Linked DNA regions of Homo sapiens: all the other regions are linked to region 1. A link is a loop called in an ENCODE intact Hi-C map of the cell type or tissue named here. Cell type or tissue: endothelial cell of umbilical vein. All regions are shown on one strand.

The links. A loop is a pair of places that touch in the nucleus more often than their neighbours do. Peaks named below come from ENCODE experiments on the same cell type or tissue, not always from the same donor. Only the 100,000 strongest peaks of a DNase experiment are listed, where the experiment ranks them.
Region 2: it touches region 1 in a loop (3-fold over the local background); 37 of 110 quality-filtered maps call a loop at or near these places.
Region 3: it touches region 1 in a loop (5-fold over the local background); 11 of 110 quality-filtered maps call a loop at or near these places.
Region 4: a loop joins it to region 1, with 2.3 times the contacts of the local background. A loop is called at or near these places in 3 of 110 quality-filtered maps.
Region 5: a loop joins it to region 1, with 4 times the contacts of the local background. A loop is called at or near these places in 13 of 110 quality-filtered maps.

What each region holds. Positions count from the first base shown.
Region 1 is chr16:73,068,660-73,072,659 of GRCh38, forward strand. It overlaps a transcript of ZFHX3 not described here. Among named protein-coding and RNA genes, the nearest start is that of HCCAT5, 22 kb to the right of the region's middle. In endothelial cell of umbilical vein, no CTCF peak of the experiment used is centred here; DNase peaks (open chromatin) are centred at 22, 522, 2,082 and 2,812; H3K4me3 peaks cover 299 bases; H3K27ac peaks cover 2,607 bases.
Region 2 is chr16:72,830,485-72,834,484 of GRCh38, forward strand. The region is part of intron 4 of ZFHX3 (zinc finger homeobox 3); the gene reads right to left. Among named protein-coding and RNA genes, the nearest start is that of ZFHX3-AS1, 170 kb to the left of the region's middle. RefSeq lists an enhancer at 2,634-2,803. In endothelial cell of umbilical vein, a CTCF peak has its summit at 2,247; a DNase peak (open chromatin) is centred at 2,247.
Region 3 is chr16:73,151,903-73,155,902 of GRCh38, forward strand. It overlaps a transcript of ZFHX3 not described here. Among named protein-coding and RNA genes, the nearest start is that of HCCAT5, 62 kb to the left of the region's middle. RefSeq lists an enhancer at 783-1,306. In endothelial cell of umbilical vein, no CTCF peak of the experiment used is centred here; a DNase peak (open chromatin) is centred at 2,419; H3K27ac peaks cover 560 bases.
Region 4 is chr16:72,240,140-72,244,139 of GRCh38, forward strand. It overlaps a transcript of PMFBP1 not described here. Among named protein-coding and RNA genes, the nearest start is that of PMFBP1, 70 kb to the left of the region's middle. In endothelial cell of umbilical vein, a CTCF peak has its summit at 1,909; a DNase peak (open chromatin) is centred at 1,942.
Region 5 is chr16:73,195,245-73,199,244 of GRCh38, forward strand. It overlaps a transcript of ZFHX3 not described here. Among named protein-coding and RNA genes, the nearest start is that of ZFHX3-AS3, 36 kb to the right of the region's middle. RefSeq lists an enhancer at 1,421-1,922. In endothelial cell of umbilical vein, a CTCF peak has its summit at 1,726 (motif pointing left); a DNase peak (open chromatin) is centred at 1,717.

The DNA of each region.
Region 1 (4,000 bases):
TTACTTCTGTGAGTCAGCAGGGCTAACAGGAAGGGATGATCAGATGACCAACTGCTCATGAAAAAATATGAGGAAATCCAGTAGACAGGGAATAAGAGCAGGCAGAGACAGACATCCAAAGGCAGGCCCCTTGGGAACTCCTGGTCACTTGAGTGCTCCACTTGCAGGCCCTAAGGTAGGGAAGGCTGTGGGTGGGGCAGCTCCACAGCTCCCTTGAAACAAAGATGATGCCTGCTTTGCCAATATTGAGGTTTGGCCACCTGATGGTCGTCCACCAACTCTGGCCTCCATGCGCACTGCGGGTACTGACCACCCCTTTGGGCGCAACTGCACAAGGGGGAAGGGTGGTCAGTCCAGTGGTATGGGCTGATCACTCCTCGCCGTGCTCGGCTGGGTTGACTCTGACTGATGCTGCCCAAGTATGAGTGTGTGTAACTGGGCAGGACTGGCCAGGCCCACACGGAGAGGTTGCTGAAAGCCTTGTTAAGGAAGTACTTCTGACTAGGCAATCCAATTACATAATGCTGCAAAAATAACTCTGGGCTGGGAGTCTTGAGAGTGACGTATTTTGTTAACAGAGAGGGGTATCAAATATCTGTCTTTTAACCCGAGGGCTGAAAGTACACTTGTGCATACTGACTGGCCTCTCACCCTCTCCCCCAATAAGGGATGTTAAGCGGGTGGCAGGGGGGAAGCAAAAGAAGAAGCAATGATGCACACTTGTTTTTTCCCCTCCTTTTTCCCAGGTGCAACTAAAGCCAACTGTTCAGTTTAGCTATATTCTGCCAGCTCACGTGTCCGTCTACAGAATCGTGCACACCCAAATTAGCCATGCAGTGCTATAAACTGATCAGGGAAGATTAAGCAAAAGAAATGAGGGAGAGAATAAGAAATGAGAGAAAAACAGAATGAAAGGTGGTTTTGTTTTATTTTTTGGTGGGTAGAGAAGGGGAAGGGGTGAATTGTCTCATTATATTCATGAAGACTAGACTAGGACTCCTAGCTTCCCACTAAGGTGACCAACTGGTCCCAGTTTACCTAAGACTGTCCCACATTTAAAACTGCATCTTAGGAACCCACTCATTTCTGAAAAACTGAGTTGGTCACTCCACTTCCCACGGGCTTTGGCCAAATTTCCACCCGGTCAGAAAATAACTGGTCATAATGGTATATCCTGTCAATCCAAAATTGTTCGAAGAGTGATCTAAATGAGATATTTCATCATGGACGCAAAAGCCTTATTTCCAGGCATTTGAAGAAAGATCCATACACTTCTTCCTCCCACTACCATTTTGGATTCTAGAGCTTTCCAGGTGGAAAAATTACCTGCTTCATTCAGTTTGCTTTCAGATAAAGTTTCCAGAGGTCCCTTTCCCATTTTAAAGTGCCCCGAACTCCTGCCATGTTTTGCTTGAGAATCCTTTCATACCATTTTTAAAGAACACTGCTTGAAAGTCATTGTACCTTTTTTCAACTTCTTTTCTGTTGTGGGGTCTCCATTCCTTCCTGGGGCACCAGGGTCACACACTGAACTGTATCAAACTCTTTTAATGTATTCTCATTGAATCTGTTAGCATTTTCTGTTTCCTAATGTTGATAATTATTGCATCTGATCCTTTCACTCTAAACTGCGGCCGTGCAATTCATCCTTAATCTAGATCCATCTGAGCCCCTTCCAAAGAAGACACAAAGATAAGCTATCCCTGGCCCAAGACACTCATAGCATCTGAGCTTAGATTCACATTTGTCCCCACCTCTATTATTTTTTTTTAATCAAAATGTTTCCAAACCCCTTGAGCTAATTATAAAAGCGAATAGCTTTTCCTCTCCGAATCATATTCCTTGACTTGTAAGAATGCAATTCCACTCTGAGACCACCTTGTCGCAGACGTGAAAACCTGCTTGCCGAGGACGCAGCAGAGAGGAAAGGGTGAAGCGGGATTCGTCTCCCGCCCTCCCTCGGCAGGCACTGCCTTTATGGAGTCTATTTCCAGTCTGTTTACCTGGCAAGGACCACGTGACCAATCCAGAAGGAAATGCTGACATCATTGTCTCTCTCTCTCTCTCTCTCGCACATGTGAGCCTCCCTCCCTCCCCAGGCCGCCTGCATTCCGGTATCCATCCTCTCTGCCTCTCTCCAGCGCCCGGTCCCCTCCCCCACCACTCACGCCTTCCACCACTTATTTCTCTGTCTTTCTCATGTCACACTTTCCTTTGTTTTCTTTTCCCCTTGCGGGCTGGTTCCTAGACCGTCTTGCGCGCGCGCGCGCGCGCGCGCGCACACACACACACACACACACACACACACACACATCTGGGTGCCCTTTTCTTTCTCCCTCCCCTACCCCGCCCCCCAACCCTCCCCCCCGCCCCCCGCTTTTCAGTTTTTTCAGATCTGTGGCCATTGAGCCCTCACTCTTTTAAAAACACCTTTCCTCTTTCTCTCTAGATTTGAGATTTCTAAATTAAAAAAAAAAAAAAAAGTCTGGAGGCCTAAAAAGTCTTCTGGGCCAGGGGTAGGGGGAGGAGGGCCAGGCAAGGCTGCGGAGTCCAGCCATTCAATTTCCTGCTCCACTGAGCTTCGAGATTTCGGTGTTGGGGGTTTGGTCAAACATGCTTTCTTTCTTTATTTATGTACAGCTTCTCTTCTTCTAGTCTCCATTCCACGTTTTCCCACCCTGCTGCTGACCAGGCTCCCCTGCCTTCCCCACTGCCAGACCACAGGTCCCAGCAGCTCCTGGCCTTGAGCGGAGGGAGGGAGGGAGGGAGCACGTGCAACTCGCTCCTGGTCTTTTCTCTGCTGCTGCTGCTGCTGCTGCCGCCGCCGCCGCCGCCGCCGATACTGCTGCTCATTCTATCAGGGGCTGGGGAGGCTGCTCAGCATCCTCCCAGCCTGAGACCCGGGGAGCTGGGAAAGCCAGGATGCAGAGAGGAGGGGAGGAGTGGCAGTCCATGCAGGTGCCTCCTGCCTGTTCAAAGGCCTATTTATAGGAAGAACCAGCAGGCAGGGCTCTGGGGTTTGGCTGCTCCTGGGCAGCTTTCTTGGTGCACGTGGGCACAGAGCCAGAGCATGCAGTTTAGAGGAAATGTTTAATAAAGACATGGGAGCCTCAAAGTGTTTATTTATTCTCACAGAAAGGTGGAGATAGGGTGTGCCTGGAAACTGCTTTGAAAGCGGACAGCAAGGTAGTGAGGCCACAGGGTGACACCACTGGGAATCAAAGGGAACAGCTGTCTCAGGCCAAGGGGCACAAGGCAGACACTGATGGGCCCCATTGCTTCCACCTCCCACCCTAGGCTGTTCTGAGTGGGATGATACCCCTTTTAGCTTGGAAGTGGGACATGGAAGAAGATATGAAGGGTCACATGAGAGTGAGACAATTAAGTAGTCATTACTTAGGGGTAAATTCATAATCCCCAGCACTCAGAAAGGTGGGATTCTACCTGGAGGGCATGAGTACTTCGATGGGTATGTTCACCACTGGGTTGGATAGAAAATCAGAAATGTAGGCCAGGTGGGGTGGCTCACGCCTTTAATCCCAACACTTTGGGAGGAAGGTGGATCACTGGAGGTCAGGAGTTCAAGACCAGCCTGGCCAACACAGTGAAACGCCATTGCTACTAAAAATGCAAAATTTAGCCAGGCGTGGTGGGGGCGCCTGTAATCCCAGCTACTCAGGAGGCTGAGGCAGGAGACTCGCTTGAACCCAGGGGGTGGAAGTTGCAGTGAGCCGAGATCGTGCCATTGCACTTCAGCCTGAGCAACAAGAGTGAAACTCCGTCTCAAAAAAAAAAAAAAAAAAGGAAAATCAAAAATATAGGATCCTATTGGAAGACCCTACTAAGACCTAGAGGTGGGACTCTGAATGTTAATATAGTACCTGCCTTCAGTGTTTGGGTTCATTCCTATTTCTTTGTTTTTAGAGACAGAATCTTGCTTTGTCACCCAGGCTGGAGTGCAGTGGCATGATCATAACTCATTGCAGCCTCCAACACCTGG
Region 2 (4,000 bases), 240 kb before region 1:
GTGAGATTTGTAGAGTAAGGGATAAAAATTTGTAACAGAGTCGTACACTTTCTTTTTGAAGCAATTCCATCCTTCACTCACTACGGGTTTAAAACTAATGCAGGAAACCTCTCTCCAGTTCAGTACACAGTGCTACAGTGAAGGCAGAATGACGGCTGCCAACGCTAGGCTGCTTATGAAGTCAAATGTCGTTCAGCCAAGTGGGGAAGAAGAGAATAAGATACTCTAGATGCTGAGGGAAAGAAGGGGAGACACTTCTCTCTTGCTTTCCTGGCCCTCCGAAACATTATCCAAAACATGCATTCAGTAAGAGTGGGCTAAGGGAATGAATAAAGTGGACAAACCAAGGTGAAATAATTTTAATAAAGATGAAATTATTAGGAGGCTGTGAAGAGCACATTTTCTCAGGTACACAGGCGTGAGGGCAAGGATGCCCACATCTGTCAGCAGACCAGACCCCAGCAAGGAAGTACTGGGTCTGGCTTAGAACACTGGATCAGGCCTCTATCCAGCACCGCCAGAGGTCTGTCCAACCCCAATTCAACTTTTCAGTATTTTAAAGTATCATGCCTTCTGACCCTCTAGAAAACAGCCTCTACCCCAATGCTACTTTTCCATTTTTCTAAATGTCATGCCTTCTGACTGTCTAGAAAACAGCCTCTAAATGTATCTCACGAAGGAAGTAACAGGAGTACAAAGTAAATTGGTCTCAAAGGGTTTCTAAAACACTGAGGAAGAAGATGTCTATTTAGAATCAGATTGTCTTGACTCAAGAGATGATGGAGGTCCAAGGTCTGGAAAACTGAACTAGTGTCACGGAACGTTCTTTCTTCCTTACCACCAAGAGGGAGTTTATGAGGCAGTCACTGGGAATACAGGTGAAATACGGTACTGTTTATTTTCATCTCCAACTCAGGATTCCACATATAATTTCTCTGTCTCCTTCTTTGTCTCACTGCACAATAAAGTCAACATCAAGTTTCCCTACCCTACCCTTAGTTCAAACAGAGAAAAATCAGGCAACCACAGCTTGAAGTCAATCAGATATAGAGCCCCACATTGACACCATACATCATTTAGTAGAGTAAACATGTATAGGTGTCAGTAGAGTAATAACAAATTACACAGCGTGACACAGGAACTATCTTCATTATGTCCAGGTGGGACGTTCTGTGCACATTTTTAGGATTTCAATAAAATTGTTCAACACTATAATGATAAAATTCATCTTTGAATGGTGATACCAGCGTGCGGTCAATGAATATTATTGCATTCGGTCTACCCAGATGAGCTAGGTCCCTTAAAGGACCCTTATTTGTCCCAATACATGCTGTGATACAAAATATCTGTAGTGTTGATACATTTATGCCTATTGTTCCATTATTGGAACACTAAGCTTGTAGGAGTTATTTATATCCTACTGCCCAAGGTCATCGCCAAGGTCTGATTTTTCACACACAAAAAATTTGCAATCTCCAGCATAAATGGGATAATCAAATTTGATTAGGCAAAGAGATGGCTCAATGGCCTCTCATCTCTAGTGCATACATATGACCACCTTAGATGAAGACAGTCTGATACCTACAAACTACAGAACACCCTGAGATGGTGATGTGCAGTGTCTGAAGGTGCTGCTCAGCAGACATGGGAAGGGATTTACCCACTGGGGGGCCATCTCCAAGCCAGCACATTATACAGCCTGCAGCTATCACAGCAGAGCACTAAAAACTCACAGTCACCCAACACTGACCCCAATTCTTTGAGCCTTACCAAACAAATCTGTTGAGAAACTAGAGACTGTAATGTATAAGCAGATCATTGATGCATCAAGCATGGAAACTGCATGTTGCTTTGTGAATATTCCTGGAGCTCTCATTCTGTGAGCCCACTTGGGCTTTTGCTTTCTTCCCTCCCTGCCCTACTGCAAGCAGAAAATGAAGGCAGCTGAGTTCCGATGAGAGGATCAACGAAAGAGGTTATTTCAAGAACTTATTTTGCTTATCTCTTTTTTTAAAAAGATTTACAAATCAAGTCCTCTTCTTGAGTTCCTAGGTTTAATATTATCATTTGTGATTCATTCACTAAAAGGCTGTTCTATGCGTGGTAGAAGAAGAAATGATTACGAAAATCCTGGATAAGCCAGCTCCCTTTCAAGGGGATCAGTGTCCTCAGTCCCCCACCCCCACCTAAAAAGCAGGTCCCATTCAGCCCAGCCAGCTCATCCCTGCAGTTCCATCCAGGACCTACAGGTGTCGCCCTCCGCATGGCGAGGCCCGGAAGGGCAGCTGGCTGCAGGAGGCAGAGGAGTCTGGACCGCCTAACCTGAGCATGTGGAAATAATATATGTCTTCAAGTGAACTGTCTGGTCCTGGAGAAATAAAATAGGACATTCATAAGCAGTTACACCATCTGTCTTTATACCATCATCATCAACAGCAAGAGGAAAAATAGCTCTTTAAAATGGATGAAAGCCCAGGCTGACAGTAACCGGAAAACTGTGAGCTCTGAATACCAATAAAGGTAGAGAAATGATTAAAAAACAGAGATGCAAACTGAAAATTTGTCTGGACAGCTCAGGCCCACGATGCTTTGCAGGCAGGGTGTGTTTTATTGGTTCCGAAAGCATAAAGCAAGCTGCTTACCAAGAGCCAGGCCTGGGGAAGGGCTTGGTCTCCCGGCCCTGGAAACACGTGGGAACCAGGGGCAAAATAGCATCCCGCTTTGAAACAGAGATCTGCGTCCACACGCTAAGCTCCTAGGGCTGTTATCTAGCCCTTGTTCTCTTTAGGAATGTAGATTTGATACACACGTGCTGGAGAATGGAGGGGAGGTTTTTTGCTTTTCCCCCCACAGATCATGGATTGCATTCCCCCCTCTTCTGCGAAGTCACTGGTAACTGGCTGGGTCATTATTACAGAGGCTGCAGATTTTTTTCCCCTATAATATTAGCTACTGACAGATGGTGGGAACAAGTGAAGACCTGATGGACTGATGATCGGTTTTATCTGGAAAATCCTGTCTTTCCTACAGAAAAAGAGACCAAGACACATAACAGCCACTGTGCCATTTTTAAGGCTGAAACAGACAAATCAAAACCATCTTCTCCTTCAAGCATTTAATGGTATTTCCAATCCCAACCAGAGCACACCAGGAATGCTTTCCCAAGGGCGTGGCCAGGACCTGGGAGAGAAGGTCATCCCCACTCCCCTAGTCCCGCCCTGGTTCTGGGCAGGAGGTAGCAGGCCCAATGCCTCCCAGACAGCTCTGTGTTTTAGAAGACACCAGAGAAGGTGTCTCTAAAACCCATACGGAAGCCCACAGTAGCCTCAAACTGGAGCACCCCCTCCTGTGTGTGTTTTCATGTTAAAGAGTTAGGGAAATAAAAGCAAATACTGGAAAACTGCAGTGTCTTCCTAGGGTCCCTTCTGCCTTTCATTTCCATGTTCAACAGTGACTGAAGGCCTTTAAAAAACCTCTTTGGCTGGGCATGGTGGCTCATGTCTGTAAATCCCAGCACTTTGAGAGGCCGAGGTAGGTGGATTGCTTGAACTCAGGAGTTTGAGACCAACCTGGGCAAGAGAGTGAGACTCCATCTCTACAAAAAATGCAAAAATTAGCTGGGTGTGATGGCACATGCTTGTAGTCGTAGCTAACTTGGGAGGCTGAGGTGGGAGGATTACTTGAGCCCAGGCAGTTGAGGCTGCAGTGAGCCATGACTGCATCACTGCACTCTAGCCTGGGCAACAGAGTGAGACCCTGTCTCAAAAACAAAACAAAACAAAACTCTTTCCATCACCACCTCCTTTTTACAACTGCTTCTCCCAGATAGCACTTACTTACTAGTGCCTGGCAAAATCCAGCCTGCTCATCACTCAGGCTTCCTGACTAAGTGCAGAGCCCTGAAGTGCAAGAATTCCAGCAGATAAATACCTTCTAAAGGGGAAAGCTTCCTAGGACAGCTTCAGTTAAGGGGATGATACCCCAGTCCCAGAAAATTTCC
Region 3 (4,000 bases), 83 kb after region 1:
GAAAGAAAAGACCCACCCCCACCCCACCCACACAGAAAAAAACAGAAAAGGAGAGGGGCGGAGAAGAGAGCTGGGAAGGGGGTTTGGAACCTCTGGGCCCTATCAGTTACTGAGAAGCCACTCTGTGGAGGAGACACGCAAGCTTCCATCCCTAAGACATTTCCCTCACTCCAACAAGATATTTTCAGTACATCCCAGGCACCAAATAACTGCTCATATGTCCCGAACGATGATGAATTCATTCAAACAACAAGTCAAGACCCTGGATATCACTCAACTCCAGTCAGTCATAACAGCTGACAAATAAAAAATATAATATACAGCCTGTTAGTTCTGCTTTTCCTCATCTTCAATATGCAGATTCAAGAATCGCATTCTATTCCCAGCTGTCAGAGACGGTGACAGTTGTGGGGAGTTTTCTAGCTTTATCAAGGAAGATTATTTTTAACCCAAATTATTTTCCATTGTCAATGTTTAAATCCATATTAAGTCCAGATTAATGCAGGAAGTAGCTTCAAAGGATATTGACTGAGGGAGAAATAATAATAAATGAAATTATTAAGGACAGGGCCCATTTCAAGGAACATTTTCAGAGTAGAAAAGAAAGTTGTTTAGATTTAAATGATAACTAAAGAAAATATGTTTCTTAGGGATTGCTGGCTCTTTTCACAAACACCCAAACTTTGTATACAAACTAGGGGCCTGTAGCATTTTTCTTTCTTTTTTTTTTTCTCACGTGATTGGAATTAATAATGCAGATAAATCCTAAATAAATCAGGATTAGTGTTAACCACATCTTGAGGTTTAGGATGCTATAGGAAAATGAAAAGAGAGAGAGAGAAAAAAAATGAGTTGCTTAAAAAAAAAAAAAAAAGCCCTGGCCTGGGCTACCGGGGTGAGGAGGGGAGAGAAGGGGGCTGGGGGGAAGGGAGGGGAGTAATCGCGAGAAGAGAGGGCCAGCTGAGCCGGGTAATCAAAGCCCTTCTAATCGCTGCAGCTCTGGAGATGTGTTCAAAGGCTCTTTCCTGACCACAGGCTGAGCCGGGTCACAAGTGAAATGCAGTTGCTGTGAAGGGGGAGGGGTGTCTGGAATTTTTGGATGGTTTTGCTATCAGGCTTTGTTAGGAGGAGGTCAGCTGGGTTGTCAGATTTTAGCATCTCCTCAGGAAGCAGGTTAAACTCTCTGGTTGTTAGGGAGAGACCCTCTCCTACCCCTCCAGCCCCACCACCCCAAACCACTTGCCAAACCAGTGAAGAAAGGGAACATGGAAGCCTGGATGTTCATTCCCACCTGGAAAGTTTCTCCCAGAGCTCTCAACTTTGGATGTAAGAATCATCTTCGATAAATAATTGCACCTTGGGATGAATTTTGTAATTTAAGTTTATTTTATGTTTTTAGAGACAAGGTGTCTCCCTACGTTGCCTAGGCTGATCTCAAACTCCGGCTCAAAGACTCAAAGAAGCCTCCTGCCTCCGTCTCCCAAAGTGCTGGGATTACAGCCACACCTAGCCTTGGGGTGAATTTTAATGAAGCCCTTTAGATCCTTGATATTTTTCTGCACTGGAGTCATTGAAAATGGCCTCAACACATTAACTCCAGGTTCTGTCCCCTTCCTTCCCTTGTGTGAGCCCTAAAGGCTGCAGGTGAGGAAGACTTGGGTCCTTTCCCTCTGGTCACCATTACGGGCTTTAATTTTCAGTAAATAAATATCTCTTAAGTTTAAGGGAAGAAATAAGCACTCTTTTTTTATTTTATTTTATTTTTTGAGATGGGGTCTAGTCCTGTCGCCAGGCTGGAGTGCAGTGGCGTGATCTCGGTTCACTGCAACCTCCACCTCCCGGGTTCAAGCAGTTCTCCTGCCTCAGCCTCCTGAGTAGCTGGGACTAAAGGCGCACACCACTACACCCAGCTAATTTTTGTATTTTTAGTAGAGTCGGGGTTTCACCATGTTGGCCAGGATGAAATTATTAAGGACAGGCCTTAATAATTTAATTATTAATAATTAAGGACAAGGATGGTCTTCATCTCTTGACCTCATGATCCGCCCGCCCCAGCCTCCCAAAGTGCTGGGATTACAGGTGTGAGCCACGGCGCCTGGCCTCAAAACAAGCATTCTTAACCCCAAATCACACGTCTGCAGAGATTCTGGCTGTCAACGTGATGCTGGGGTGAAGGCGACCATTGCGAAAATGTGCAATCTTTGGTCGGCATCTCAGTCCAGATGGACTCAGTGATTGTCTTGCTTTCTCACTTCCCTTGGGTATTGCAGAACTGCAGCCCCTGGGATTTGGCATCCACGTGACATGGCTCCTTGCTGAGGCCTGCTTCCGATGGCCTTTCTTCGGTCAATGCACAGATCTCAGTGTTGTCTTAATCTTCAAGCAACCAGGCTGGTCTGAAGTTTTTCAGAAGTTTTGGAGTTTGGAGAGATCATGTCTCCCATCTGTTTCCTGTTCCGTTTTTCTGTACTTCCTCTTCTTTCTCCTGCACCAGTGACTGGGCACAGGCGGCCACTGGACAGTCACTCCCTGTCTGCAATAACCAGAGTCTCTACTGATGATTCCGTTATCCTTGCAGGTCTGTCACTCAGTCTCCCCCAAGACACACTAAAATGGAAAGAAATGAATGACTTGGGGGTGGGCGGCTTTTCTTGCAGCCCAGGATGAAGCTCTTTCACAATCCTCAGGGCATTTGTGGTGACTCTGCAGTAGGTTTAAGTCCAGAGAATGCAACATACATTTTAGGGACTCTTGATAGTTACTATGGTAATTTGAGGCTTTGAAAAATAGAAATATGTTCTGGGGAAAAAGTGGACATTACATCAGATGCAAAATGCTCAACCTTCAAGAGCTTCATACTACTAAAGATGGGTGAAGAAAGGAGGAGATGTTTGTGGTGAAGGCCATTAAAAAAATCAAAAGCAAAGATTGTGAAAATAAACAAGCATAAATTGGATTCCAGCATAAAGATAAAGAAAGATATTTTTGGGATTACAGGTGGTGGCTCACGTCTGTAATCCTAGCACTTTGAGAGGCTGAGGTGGGAGGATCACTTGAGCCCAGGAGTTCGAGACCAGCCTGGCCAACAAGGCGAAACCCCATCTCTACTAAAAATACAAAAATTAGCTTGGCATGGTGGCTGCACTTGTAGTGCCAGCTACTCAGAGGTTGAGGCACAAGAATCGCTTGAATGTGGGAGGCAGAGGTTGCAAGTGAGCTAAGATTGGGCCATTGCACTTCAGCCTGGGTGACAGAGTGAGACTCTGTCTCAAAAAAACAAAAAAAAAAAAAACAAAAAAAAGGAAAAAATAAAAAGATTTTTTTTTCAGTTGGCATGTATACTCTGAATAGTTTCACTTGATCTACCAAACCAAAATAGCACATGCTTAAAGGTAAATAATTCTTAGGGCTTTAGGCTTCAGTAGTCAATATAAAGGATGTTGGTCCTACATGAAGCTAGGGGCAACTCCCAGACAGCAAGGATCTTGTTGCCCAAGAGGAAACAGAGTGGAAATTCAGCCCTTGCCCCAATCCCTCAGCTTTCCATGGAAGTGGAACAGCCAATGGTGACAAAATACAGCACATTTTAAACAAGTGCTAGTGATATAATGACACAATGATATAATAATATATATGAAGCCTGGACACAGTGGCTCATGCCTATAATCCCAGCACTTTGGGAGGCTGTGGTGGGTGGATCACCTGAGGTCAGGAGTTCCAGACCAGCCTGGCCAATGTGGTGAAACACCGTCTCTACTAAAAATTAAAAAATTAGCTGGGCATGGCGGCATGCGCATGTAACCCCAGCTACTCGGGAGGCTGAGGCAGGAGAATCGCTTGAACCCAGGAGGCGGAGGTCACAGTGAGCCGAGATCGCGCCATTGCACTCCAGCCTGGGCGACAAGAGAGAAACTCTGCCTCAAAACAAACAAACAAACAAACTACATGTATATATGTATATATATATGACACATGTCATTATATATAGTACATATGCATA
Region 4 (4,000 bases), 830 kb before region 1:
ATACCTAACAGGTCATATCAGGTAGACTGTGGCGCAGAGAACAAGGAGGCTGTACCTGCTAAAGACCTAGATTCTACAGGAATAAAAGGAAATGCTGGTTTCTTTCTAGTAACTTAACATGGTTACTAGTTTGCAGAGCTTAGTCAGAATCTCAACGACTACATACTTGAATATGACCAAATTATTCTAATGTTTCAGATGAAAATATATAGACAGAAATAAAGCATTGTGATTTTTGCAAGCAGCGCTTGCTTTCTTGGCTAATTCCAAACGTCTCTACTAAAAGTAGGACAATTCTGCCTTCTAATAGAATTCCTGACTAGGCAGATCATTTTGTTAAGATAGATGTTCGTTAGCATTTTGGTTTCCTTAATTTCATACCATATTCTATTTTATTCCTTTGTATCATGGTTGAAAGTGCATATGATTCTTATCTCTTCCTTAGGTTTTTATTTTTTCATTGTGACATCTGTGCTTGAATCATGGTGCAGCCAAGCTGTAGAGGCTTAATTCTTTTAATGGGAAGACAGCATGCTGTGGCAGAAAGCATGCCAGCCTGGCATCTGCTGTTCTCCGGCTGAGTGTCCTAGGACAAGTCACTTCTCTGTTATGTCAGTACAATTAGGGCTGTACCAAAAGATCTCTAAGGGGTCCTTTCCATCTCAAATATTCTTCATATTTTGAATCTTTTTATATGTAAATATGACAGTAGTAACACAGTAACTCTGTTATCTTTCCTTATTTTGCAATTGTGTGTTGGGTGGTGTGTGTGTGAGAGAGAGAGAGAGAGAGACAGGGAGAGCGTGCAAGAGAGAGAGAGAGAGAGTGGCAAAGGTGCAGGTGGAGGGGGTTAAGGGGAGGAGGGACTACTTAACCTTGGTAGACAATATGAAGGTGTAATAATCTGTAAACATAACTTATGTTAAAGAAGATATGTAGGTATTTAAATACCTCTTGGAGGAATATGTAAGTACTCATCATGGTTACAAAATAGCACTCTCAGAAATGGCTCTCCTCCCTCCTCCAGGACAGATAAAGCACCTGCAGGCTCTCACCGACCACTGAAACAGCCATGAAAACCCTCATGCTTTTATACAGCAGGACAAAGCTTTGAAGCTTTGGCTTTAAATCACTCCAGCATCTCCCAGCTGTAATGAGGATAGCATTTCCCTAGTCAAAACATCCTGGTTCTATTTATAGGTGTTCACTTCTCTGAATAATAAACAAAAGTAGCAGGCTATTCTCATATTATGTCATTTTCCTTCAGCTACCCTACTATTTAATATAATGCCAATAATTAAAAAAATTTCAAAGCCATCATACCTAACAGTGGGTTCAGTTAATTACCTTAGAGAAGACACTGACTGCCATATATTTGAACAGCCAAAGCCTTGCAAGAATATTTGATTGGCCTTTGTTTACCGAGGGTTTCCAGTATCTCCCTCTCTACTTCATGGGGGTGGGTTCAGTTCTTTAAATGATTCCAGAAATAACCAGTCTCCCTAGTTGAAGGAAGGCTGTTTTCATCTACTAAGTAACATCCCTTCGCTTGTGTTGCTTTAAATAAGGATGGCAGACAATTCAGCATCCATGGAGACAGCCACAGTTCACTTCTATTCTTTTTCAAATGTAAGTTTGTATTAGGTTATTTAATGGACCACAATATATTCAGTAGGTACAGAATTCATACCCCCAAATGGCTGGTGTTTAATTGCATCCCTCCAGTCTGTTTTAACTAAGACATTTCCTCCTGTGCATATAATCTTCATTATCATAGAAGTTATTTTTAATTTATAATTAACATAGTCTCCTTCTCATTATGTATGCCTTGATCGACTTGGACCCTCCGGACACATCTTGTCTGGCACGGTGCTGGTTGTGTCCTGCAGTTCTCTCAATGTGCAGTAGGTGTCTATCTTAGCCTTCCCTTCATCCTTCCTTCTCTTCTCCTCCCTGACACCGTGATATAGTGCATAATTCCAAAATGGCAGCTTTTTGAAAATTCACCTTGATTATCAGACATTAAAAGTGACTCATCCCGCAGTGACTGTCTGGCAGAAGGGATGGGATCAGACAGCAAGACAATGAGGGGACTGGGCGCATTAGCGCACTAGATTACAGAGCCCATCAAAAATACCTTTGTTCTGTCAAAGATCCAATCATTTACTAGTTGTGTTCTGCAGAGGAGAAAGAATGAGAGGGAAAAATACACCAAACAAATAAACAAAAAAATACATTTATGAATTTAAAACCTCCTTAGTTCTCTTTATTCTAAGAGTAAAGGAAAGTATCTAATTAACCTTCTCAGGAGAAGAAAAGATGGGGATTGTGCTTGTGAGACAAAAATCTATAGAACCTTTTCTTTTTCACTAGCTATCAAAATTTCTACATTAGCTTCTGTCCTTTGGGTCTTGGTAAGAGGGAAATTGTCAAGTTTTCAGGGTTTGGTCTTGATTACACTGCACTCAGCCTGATTTATGGCAGAATATTTAGAAGACAAACTGTTTCCGAACTAGAACGTTCATTTTCATTAAAAGCAATGCTTTTGATTTCTATCTTGTCACAATATAATGCTAACCAAGAAATGCGTGATGGATGAAAGGGGAAAATATGTGTAAGGGCTATTATTGAGAAATACTTTATAAGCATCTAAACTGGCCCATATAAAAAGGCAGTAAGAATCTTTGAAAAGAGAGAGCACATGAATTCTTGCATCAAGCATGTGTGTGTTTGTGTGCAAAGGGGAGGAGGGAACTGGAAAAGAAGGGAGGAGAGCGACGAAGGCGTTCATATTGAGCCCTGGGTGGGTATAACAGGGTGAGATGTGTTGTATCGTCAGCATGACTGCAAGCCTGGTGAGCTTGTGATTCTCCAAGGAGACAAAATATCCAAATGGGAGGTTGGTGCCTGACTTTTGTCTTTTTATCATTTTCATCATTTGCCTATGAACTCAGAGGAGCATTTTATCAGTCATGGAAAATGCCCCCAAGGGGCCCAGATCAAAGGCAGGCTTTGAATTGTGTACTTAGGTGGATCTTCCTGCCAAAGACATTAATGCGATTAAAACACAAATTCCATAAACAATTATTTTCCATCTGTTTAGCAATAATAATAGTGATGTTATGTGCTGTCAATGGTGTCCTTCCTTACAATGAGGCACCAAGTGAATGCAAATACCCTTCTGCACGTGGATGCTGCAGCACTTTGGGAGGATTTGGGAGGTTTCATCTGCCAGCAGGACAGGAGAGTGGCCACTGTCACCATGCAGGGATCTCTGGAAAAGAATGGCTGTATTTTAACTGTCATTTGCAAATAGATTCATTAAAACAACTCATTGCATTCCACCAATTGTGCAGTGTACTTGTATACTGGTGTAAATTGGAGATTTGTCATTTCTTGCCTCTGCCTCCATGTTTATTTCTACTGTCAGGTACAGAAAATGTACCCCTCTTTTTGCCCCTCTTAATTATCCCCAGTATCAATAACTCTGTTCCTTTATTGATGGAGGAAGGGAGATTCAGCAGGACTGCCAGTCCAAGTGGCTCAGTCACAGTTACACATTCAGAGACCTACTCATGTTTGTTTGGATTCACAACACATACTCTGAGTAGGGAGAAAGAGAATCTATAAGCTTTAAAGATCTCTGCCTAAACCAGACCAAGAGATTAAAGGGGAGGGCAAAGGGGAGGGTCCAGACTGATTTCCGCACACCAGCACTCGTAACACAGGGATAGATTCCTGAAAGAGGGACTGACCTGCACGAGAGTTTTCATCAGTGGAATTTTAATGAGCCCTAAAGGTTAGCCTTCGACTTCGTTAACAAACAGCTCTAGAGATAATTTCCAATTTTCAGTGTTTATAGAATAGTGGTTCCTTGGTCATAATGAAATTCTGAGACTGTCTAGAGCCTATTCTGCATGTCCAGCTGAGGCTGAAACACAAACCCTCAAAAACAATTAAACGTGTGCTCAAAATCAAATGCAGAAGAAATAAAAAGAGG
Region 5 (4,000 bases), 130 kb after region 1:
GGACCCTTTGTTTTTTCTATTAAGGGCTGATAACCCACAGGAAAAACTGATTTTTTCCGAAAAAATCAAATATCTGCATTTTCTTTTCTTAGGGAAACAAATACCTGTTTGGAAAATTAAGTACAGAGAAGATACAGAAATACTACAAAATATGGTTGTGTCTTTACTATTTTTTTTTTTTTTTTTTTTTTTGAGATGGAGTCTTGCTCTGTCACCCAGGCTGGACTGCAGTGGTGTGATCTGGGCTCACTACAACCTCCGCCACCTGGGTTCAAGTGATTCTTCTGCCTCAGCCTCCCGAGCAGCTGGGACTACAGGCATGCACCACCACACCCAGCTAGTTTTTGTATTTTTAGTAGAGACGGGGTTTCACCATATTGGCCAGGCTGGTCCTGAATTCCTGACCTTGTGATCCATCTGCCTTGGCCTTTCAAAGTGCTGGGATTACAGGCGTGAGCCACCACGCCTGGCCTGTGTCTTTACTATTATATCCAATTTAAGTGGCTAGAAAGCAAAAAAAATAGGACAGGTAAAGGTTGGTGAAGGGGAATCAGGAACGGCAGGAAGTGCTAGAGAGAGTGAGGGGCCTGACTGAACAGGTGGGAGAGAAGCGGTGGTTGCAGAAGAGATGGATTTGGGTCAGGCAGTTACACCAATGGTGCAGAGAGGAAAGATAATGTAGCAACCACTAGTTACCATCTTTATACGTGTATATCTTTGTATCTCCCTCATTGCCTAACACACATGCCGTGTACATATTAGGTACTCAGTAAGTTAATGAAACAGAAACAAAGAGAATGTGTAAAACACCAGAAGCTGTAAAATTAATTTTGACTTAGAAGTGTACTTTATCTAGGCTGTGATCTTACCATTATTATCAAGTGCCATCTGTTTCTCTTGAAATAGTTTTTTTTTTTTTTTGGAGGGGGGATGGGTGGGGGTTGGTGCAGTTTAATTGCTCTTCACAGGTCTTCAACTGCTTTAATTAATCCCAAGCTTCAGAAGCTCTACCCCGAATGGGATATCTAGAGCTTCCTCCTTGGGGTGGTGGGGAGGGCCAGATTTTCCTCAAGACTGCAATAGGAGTGCGCAGAAATCATATCACAGTGAGCTTGGGAGCTCCCTGTGGACTTGGGTTAGCAATTTCCCATCCTGATGGCTACGGACTTCGATACAGCCTAGTGACGCCATATTTGTAGATCATAGACAACTGCTTACATTTCTTCTCTGAAAAATAATTCTGAACTGGGGCTTGAAAACATAGAGTTGAGAAACAAAGGACAAGGGAAACATTAATTTTGTGCTTAACACTCAACAGTAGTGTCCATCCTGGCCAGAAAAAAAAAAAAAGTGTTCTCCTGGTTTGAGAGAATCTGGCTTTAGCAGAACATCTGAGTTGGAATCCCATGTAGCTATGGAATGAAAATGTGCCATATTTGAATGACTGGTCTGTCCACTCCTTATAATGACATCTAGCCCAAATAATAGACCCATACGTGTAGGTGGCACTTAAAAAATACCATTCACCAGAAGGAGGTTTTGAGAGGACTCTACCTCACTATTTCAGCCATGCTTGAAATAACTGCAAATGGTCCCATGCCACATGAAAGGCACTAAGTGGCATTCCTTGGATGAGCAGGGAGCCCAGGACTCTTGATGGTAGGCGTTCTGGAGGGCCATGGAGCTGGGACACTGGTATTGACATGGTGACCCCTAGTGTTTCCTGTTGGTAGCACGACTTGGAACACCACCAGCAACCCTGGCCTAAGTAGGGCGTCTTTACCATCTTCTGATGGAAGGAGTTATTGCCCACCATAATTGTTTATGTCTTTAAAACCATCATGTTAAACAATCCCCCCCTTCAACTTTAATGCATTTTTCTGCACAATATCCACTTCTAACCCCTGCTGAATAGAACTGAGTCTTGACACTGTTGTTTTCTTATAATGTGTGGCCTCCTGTCTAAGCATTTCAAAGATCAAGATATATCAATTCATTACTGTGGTTACAATGTCATAAACAATGGATAATGGCATCAATGGATGAATTGTTGGAGGAGGTGGGTATTGCTATATCCACGGCATGAGAGCGTGACTAGGAAGGATTTACTATGAGCACATGAAGTAGAGGACAAGCTAGCAAGGTGGATATGGTGATTGGTCCAAGTACCATGTCTGTTGTCTGTTGTATTTTTCATCTCAGTACCCTGCTCCAGACATTGTAGCAAATGATGAGTAAACATAAAGCAATTGGATTGTATATGCTCATGCAAGGAGGTGAGGAAAGTCAACTAAGCGGATAATTCAAACCACCTAAACCACTTCCCCATGACTTATCTGGATATTTCAGAGAAAAGTATTTTCTTTTTGGGATTTGATCATGTGTATTTCTACTAAACATGATAGATGTCTTCATTTCTAATGTTACATACTATAGGCAGACACAGCCTGAGGGTAAAAAACAATGATTACAACTCATTCATTCATTATCACAAACCTTACTTGACATAGACTAAGTGGGCTGGGAATGGGCTGGCCGTTGGTTCAAATCCCAGTGCTTTTCAGTTTATGGTTATTACCCTGTTTTATTTCAGGTATAAAAGATGCTTCTTGTCAGTGTTCCAAATGTACTTGGGTGTCGGTAAAGAAAAAGAAGATAAGTAGAGTATCTGATTTGGTGGTTTTTTTTTTTTTTTTTTTTTTTTTTTTTTTGAGATGGAGTATTGCTCTGTCGCCAAGGCTGGAGTGCAGTGGCACGATCTCGGCTCACTGCAACCTCTGCCTCCCAGGTTCAAGTGATTCTCCTGCCTCAGCCTCCTGAGTAGCTGGGACTACAGGCGCGTGCTGCCATGACCGGCTAATTTTTTGTATTTTTAGTAGAGGTGGGGTTTCACTGTGTTAGCCAGGATGGTCTCCATCTTCTGACCTAGTGATCCGCCCGCCTCAGGCTCCCAAAGTGTTAAGATTACAGGTGTGAGCCACCATGCCCAGCCCCTTATTTGGTGTTTGAAGAATCATGTCACCGTTATCACAAAGACTGTAAGTCTTTTAACTGCATGAATACCATTGGTTACTTTATTCTCTTCCATGCTGGTATCTTTTTTTTTTTTTTTTTGAAGTTTAACCCCATTGCTGGACATACCAGTGTTATGAAGAAGAAAATAAACTAAAAAATGCTTATTTTATGCAGAAAGGTATAATTCTGATTAATAGTAATAAATCAAAATAAATCGGTAGAATTTCTAAGACTCAAGTGAGAGCTTGGGGTTCTTCTCTAGCTTTCGTTGATTATCGAGAAACAAAGGCCAGAAACTGCATGTAAAACAAAGAGGCACAAAAGGCAAATGTAATCCCATCATTTAGATGAGTTCTTGGGTGACATCTTTGTGGTTTCCTTTTCCTATATCTAGACCTCCAGATTCAGTTGGTGGCTCATCCTCGCTACAGAAACTTCCTTAATATGCCAGAGGGACATGTTGGAAGCGAAGGGCTTCTGTCATCATTGGGAAGGGCAGAAACAAAAGGGGACTTTCACTCAGATGCAGGAGGGAAGCAAGTTCTCCCAGGCAAAGCCAACGGCACTGGATTCTTTCCCCCAACCTACTTGTTATATTCAAATACTTCAGACTCTCCTTTTTATAAAAAATCAGTTCTGCCTTCTCAAAGCAAACCATCAACATCAAAAACAATGACATTGGATGTCATTTTAAATGAAAAAGAAAAAGAAATAAACAGATTCAAATGTGAGCTCGGGGACTCTCGACTTTGTGAACGTCCCGTTCAAAACAAAGCTCTTTGACTATTAGGCTGAGACCAGAGAGTTTTACCTTCCAGGTGTATATTTCTAGAGTCATCTGTGAATTGGGGGGAAACTTTGGAAACTGATGTCCAGGTTCAACTATACCATCAAATTCTGGAGAAGATTGCTAACGTATGATCAGAAAGGAAGAAGACGGTTTGTGTAGACAACGTGGCTGGTCCCTCGTAGAATGGGGCGTAAC